Linked DNA regions of Homo sapiens: region 1 is linked to region 2. Evidence: chromatin contacts called from ENCODE Hi-C data. All regions are on one chromosome and are shown on one strand. The core of a region is the stretch at or near the end of the contact, and the rest is flanking DNA. Distances in the headings are between cores, read along the strand shown.

Region 1 (3,226 bases), core at 626-3,125, 3.1 Mb before region 2:
CTCACCCACGAAGTCACCACTGACTACCCTGCCAACGATCTCATCTTTCTCTAAATTCAGAACTTCCCTCTATCACTTGACTATATTAATTGCTAAATGGGGCAATTACTGTGAAACATAGAATTATTAAAAATCATTTGTCACCCTGTGTGGTGTGGCTCATACCTGTAATCCTAGCACTTTGGGAGGCCAAGGTGGGAGGATCGCTTGAGACCAGGAGTTCGATGCCAGCCTGGCAACATGGCAAAACTCCCCCTTTATAAAAAATACAAAAATTAGCTGGTCATTGTGACAAGGGCCTGTTAGTCCCAGCTATTAGGGAAGCTGAGGTGGGCAGATCACTTGAGCCCTGGAGGTCATGGCTGCATTGAACGGAGATTATGCCACTGCACTCCAGCCTGGGCAACAGAGTGAGATCCCACCTCAAAAAAAATAATTTTTGTTTTTGTGGTGTTCTCTATTACTGCCTTATATTATTATCTAACCTTTCAATGCATTCATTGCCCTTCCCACTAGATTGTCATTGTCTTCAGGTGAGGATCTGTATCTTTCCTTTAATTTTCCACATTGTTGCAGAGTACGTCCTCAAAACTTACGTTTTCTCAACACCTTGGATAGGGGAAGGGCCCTTATTTTTTAGCAAGATGGTTTATATAAAGAAACAATAATTAATAATTAACAACTCCTCCTTGTGTATTCTCATTCTCAGCAGGGGCTGATCCCAAAGGAGCCGTTGATTAAATGCTCCATTCCCTAGAGATAATAAATAATAATGCTTCCCCAACTGAGCCAGGCCTGAACATTTTTGGGCCTAAAGACTTTGAAGATCACTGCAAGTCCAGGCGTAAAGCAGGAGGGCCCTGCAAGGAACGTTTACCTTAGGATCTGTGAAGGTTATTATGTATGTGCACACGAGCAGAGCCTACCCCAGGGGCTCTATTACTGTAGGAGAGTTAATGCGACTGAATCACCAAAATGTGGCAGAGACACTTTCATGTTGGCAGAACCAGTTCTGTGATTTCTTCATGTTCTAGCCCACAGCAGGATGGAGTAAATACTCCCTTCAGACACCTAAAAGGGGGTGGTGCCTCTCCTCAGCTACTAGTCCAACGACGTCAAAACCCAAGCAGCAACTGTCAGACTGGGTTCACCTACCCCCTTCTGATGGCCTTCTGCAGGCAACCTTGTGCTCCCCCAAACTTCCTGTAGAATGCTGGCGGACTCCGTGCTGCCCAAACTTCCCGCAGGGTGGCACCTGGAAGAGCAAGTGACTTAACAACGAGGAAGGCCAGGCGCGCTCCCACTGCTCAGAAGCGGCTGGTGTACTCGTCTAAAATAAAAAGGTCTCTGTCTGCAAATCCCGTTTGCTAGCCCGGTAATCCTCCCCCGCCCCCGGCCTAGCGTGTCCGGCCCGTACAGCTGTTTTTAATCCCTACTTTTCTCACTTGGCATCCCGGGCCCGGGCTGACCAGACGCGGAGCCACTTAGTGTTTCCTCCTCCCCCTGCCGGGGTCTGTCCTCCCTCTGCCGTCTCCTCTTTCTCCGCCTGCGTCCCCGCGGGCAGAGTGTGGGAAGAACGAATTTCCGCCCCGTTTGCTCTCCGCTCGCAGACTTGGGTCCCTTCCGGACGCAGCCCGCGTGCTCCCCGAGCTATTGCACTGGAGCCGCCCTCCCCGTCCGGGACCGCGAGCGAGAAGGTGCCGTCTGCGGGGGCCGAGCAGCCGGGGCTCTGCTGCCAAGCCGCGCCCCGCGAAGCTCTTGGAACGGCTCCCGCCTGCAGCTGGGGAATCCACTCGGCTGGGAGAATCCGCGCCAGGGAATCCAGCTCTCCGGACTCAGCTGCAAACAAAAAGCGCCGGGTCTTGCTCCCTCCTCCCGCCCGCCGACGCGCACCCGGAGAAACAGTTTTATACAGAAATGCAACAAGTAGTACCCGGGGTCTGCAGAGCGCCCCGCGCCGCCTGACTTGGCCGGGCGAAGCCCGCCTGCAGAGACCCGGGCCGGCCTCCGGACAAAGGACGGAGGAGGGGCTGGACGGCGCTGCGAAGTCCGAAAGAGGCCATTTAGCGACTCTGGCCAGGCTAAGGGGAATGCAGAGGAGACACAGAGCCGGCGGGCCAAGAGGACGATCCGGCCGCTGCACGCAGGGCGGGAGGCGATGGAGGCTGCCCGCGCCTTGCGCCTCCTGCTCGTGGTGTGCGGCTGCCTCGCGCTCCCGCCGCTGGCCGAGCCCGTGTGCCCGGAGCGCTGCGACTGCCAGCATCCCCAGCATCTCCTGTGCACCAACAGGGGGCTCCGCGTAGTGCCCAAGACCAGCTCGCTGCCGAGCCCCCACGACGTGCTCACCTACAGCCTCGGCGGCAACTTCATAACCAACATCACGGCCTTCGACTTCCACCGTCTGGGGCAGCTCAGACGGCTGGACCTGCAGTACAACCAGATCCGCTCTCTGCACCCCAAGACCTTCGAGAAGCTCTCGCGGCTGGAAGAGCTGTACCTGGGGAACAACCTCTTGCAGGCGCTCGCCCCGGGCACGCTGGCCCCGCTGCGCAAGCTGCGCATCCTCTACGCCAACGGGAACGAGATCAGCCGCCTAAGCCGCGGCTCCTTCGAGGGCCTGGAGAGTCTAGTCAAGCTGCGGCTGGACGGGAACGCCCTGGGGGCGCTGCCGGACGCGGTCTTCGCTCCCTTGGGCAACCTGCTCTACCTACATCTGGAGTCCAACCGGATCCGCTTTCTGGGCAAGAACGCCTTCGCCCAGCTAGGCAAGCTGCGCTTCCTCAACCTCTCTGCCAACGAGCTACAGCCCTCCCTGCGCCACGCGGCCACCTTCGCACCGCTGCGCTCCCTCTCCTCCCTCATCCTCTCGGCCAACAACCTGCAGCACCTCGGGCCGCGCATCTTCCAGCACCTGCCACGTCTCGGCCTGCTCTCGCTCAGGGGCAACCAGCTCACGCACCTCGCGCCTGAGGCCTTTTGGGGCTTGGAGGCCCTGCGCGAGCTGCGCCTGGAGGGTAATCGGCTGAGCCAGCTGCCAACTGCGCTGCTGGAGCCTCTGCACAGCCTGGAGGCGCTGGACCTGAGCGGCAATGAGCTGTCCGCCCTGCACCCGGCCACCTTCGGCCACCTGGGCCGGCTGCGCGAGCTCAGCCTGCGCAACAACGCGCTCAGCGCCCTATCCGGGGACATCTTCGCCGCCAGCCCAGCCCTTTATCGGCTGGATCTA
Region 2 (2,964 bases), core at 70-2,569:
CATTGGATCTGTTGTTTTGTGCTCTGTCGGTTGACTTTTATTTAGCCAGAAACTAATGAGTTGGGTGCCGACGTTTACTTATATCTCCCTCTGACATCCTAACTGTGGGTGAATTTTCTAGCCCAGCACCAGATCCTTAGTGTCTGCAGGGCAAGAATCTGCACATTTTCACCAGCCCCTGTTTCTAGTGACCAACTTCGCAGGCTGTAGGAAAACTCATCCTACCCAGGCACATATAAGCAAAAAAAGTAGTAACACTTTTTAGTTTAGAATCAACACTTCTGATTCGTTAGTTCAAGTTGAAACCATACGTTTCTTATTTTATTTCACTATCTGGCTTTTTTTTCCTCTTGAAAAAGATCGGAGGGTATCAATAGTAAAACTGAAGTAAGAATTGCTAAAAGTAAAGCAAGAATTTTAGGGGGTACTTTTTTCCCTTAGGTGGTAAGAAGGAAGACCTGAAGGAACGAGTCTTTTAAAAGAGAACCTTAAGTTTCTAAGCACAATCTTGCTCTCTTAATATTTGTCTTCTGCCCTGCAGAAAACGGGGCAAAAAGTGTTTAAACAAATGGAGATGGGACCTGTGGGCTGTCCAGGCGTGGCTTAGGACTCGGGAGCTATCAGCTCCCCTCCCGAATCTCTGCTTCTAAGTCTCTTTTGCAGCCCCCCAGTAAAGGCGGGCCCCAGGTGGGAATTTGGCGATCCCGGCGCGTGGGGACGACTGCGCTGGGGCGCGGGGCGCTCCGGGTGCAAAGGCCCAGGCACAGGGCGGCGGGCGCAGGGGCAACGGTCCCAGGGCGAGGGATGCCGCTGTCCCCAGCTCTCCTGAAACCCACTCCCGGGCGAAAACGTGGGCAGAAGGCGGGAAAACGCCGCAGCCGGCGCTCAGAGCAAGCTTCCAGCAGACGCGGGAAGTTGAGGCTCGGCGCCCCCGCCCCCACCCCAGCGCCCAGTCTCCGCTCCCCTTCAGGGCCTCTTCCGGGCTGAGTCCTGGGAGTGGGTTTCCCCGGCCGCAGTGATTTTGCAAGAGTGCGGCCGGCCGGCTGTAAATCAGCCTTTCTCCACTCCCGGGGGGCAGCCCTCCCGAGCCGGGGCGGGGGCGCGGAGGACGCGGGGGCCGGGCCCATGGCCACCCTAGGCCCTCGGCCGCAGCTGGATCGGCCGCCTCCGGCGAGGCGGCGGGGGTTAAACGCCGTGAATCCATCAATCAAGCGCACCGCCGCCCTCGCGAAACCCGGAGCACCGCCCGCGGGGCCTGCTTTGTGTCTCGCCCGCCCGCCTGCCCGGGGCCTGGGAAGCAGGGTCGGGCCGCTCCAGAGTCCGGGGGGCGCGGCGCATTCCCACGAGGGGCCGGGGCGGCCTGAAGGCTGCTCCACCCAGTCCCACCCTGTAACGGGTTCACTGGGGCCTGGAACACAAATCTCCCAGGCTGCTGGTTTCCTTATTTGATCACTCCTTTGCGTCTTCAACAGAATAAGGCCAACTCATCACACTTTCCCGGCCGCCTGGAGCCCCGAACCCTGTCATCCCCCAAAAGCAGCATGACCAGGGTTGGTGAGATTAGCCATAAACAACCAGATGATGTGACTGGGCAAATCACATCATCTCTCTGTGCCTCAGTTTCTCGTCTGTAGAAAGAGGGGGCTGTTTTAGGATCTCCGCATTTTTTTGTACAGCTCTAATGTTCTTTTGTTTTAGGTGGAGAAGCCTGAACCCTTTTTGCCGGACAAATGTCCCCAAGTTCCCTTTTCTTCCACGTTTATTTTCGTACTGCCGGTTCCTTCCCTCCCCACCCGCGAGTCAGCCCCACTGCGTCCCAGAGAGCAGCTCCAGCCCGCAGGGCAGGACACCTGAGCCTCGGAGCTGAGCCCTGGCCGCGTTTGTCTCGGAGAAACCACCAGGGGGCAATAGAGCCCAAGGATAGAGGAGCAAGGCTCCACAAGGCCTTTCCAAAAGTTTGTCCAATTTGGCGTGAATTCCTTTTTCCAGTTTGTGTGATTTGTAAATTGCGCAGAGTGATTTCAAGATCCCCCGTTTGATCATTAGCGCTAAGGTAGATGGATGCAGCCCGGGGTTCATAAAGAATGAGGCACAAAAGCACTAATGAAGAGCAGGCTAGCGCACCCGCAAGACCTAATGGCAGAACAAAATGGGGCGAACGTGAACAAAGCTCACTTGAAGTGCAAAACTTTGGTTCTAAGGCCATGCATACAGTGGGTTCTCAGGCCATGGGGCAAAAGGCATGGAAACAGTGGGCCGCACGCCGGTGTGTCTTTTCCTAAGTTTTGCAAATATCGGGTTCGTTTTGCGATGGTGAAGTGGGAGGTAGCCCGGGAGGTGAGAGAATGCAGAGGAAATCAGTTAAGAGAGATTCTCCTGATAGGAAGAGGAGGTGGCGAAGGTTTAGGTTAGAGAACCCCAGTTCTTCATGCAGCAGCCACCTTCGCCCATCCTGGGAAGTTTCTGTCTGCCTGTAGAGCAGAGCCGCATCCCTGCCGCTGTCTCCGAGGGCAGTGTCGGATGGTTCTTTCATTTGTTTCCTGAGAATGGTTTACAATATAGATTAGCGGGGCCCCAGAGGAAACTGGGGTTTGCTCACTGCAAACAGCCAAAAGATCTTCAAGAGAGAACGTGTTAGGCTGGAATATCATCTTTTCCCACATGTGCAAGACTCTTGGATTGTGTTTGCTTTCAAAATCCATAAATGTTTTTATTAAACTATATCTTTCTTGTGGCCCCTGCGCACACAAAGTACTTGCAGCATATGTAAACGCTTCCATTTTGGTTCTCCTTCAGGAAAATTTTGTAACTCCGCAGTAAATATTTGCTCTGGGGTGAACCTTGGCAAGCGATAAACTCCAAAATCTGGTTTCACTGTACGTGTTTGTGTGCACATGTGTATGTTTTAACAGTATGTATATATTGGAAAATTTGCGGGAGAGCTTGATATTTTTACTTCTTTGC

The links. A loop is a pair of places that touch in the nucleus more often than their neighbours do. Pooled maps may share reads with other maps.
Region 1: a loop to region 2 is called in a map of B cell, with 10 times the contacts of the local background. The contact joins the promoter of TRIL here to the enhancer-like site in region 2. A Hi-C loop is called at or near these places in 1 of 168 maps with a recorded cell type or tissue (B cell), 1 of 37 single-sample maps with no recorded cell type and 5 of 50 pooled maps.

Annotation. Positions count from the first base shown.
Region 1 is chr7:28,956,979-28,960,204 of GRCh38, reverse strand. It overlaps TRIL (TLR4 interactor with leucine rich repeats), which reads left to right and starts at 1,875. Exons shown (of 1, transcript NM_014817.4): 1 at 1,875-3,226. The coding sequence starts at 2,159.
Region 2 is chr7:25,850,731-25,853,694 of GRCh38, reverse strand. No RefSeq gene overlaps it. Among named protein-coding and RNA genes, the nearest start is that of LINC03007, 62 kb to the right of the region's middle. RefSeq lists a silencer at 1,847-1,896. Within about 2 kb of position 1,319, at least 14 of the 41 ENCODE cell types and tissues checked have a DNase peak (open chromatin) inside an H3K27ac peak, as active enhancers do.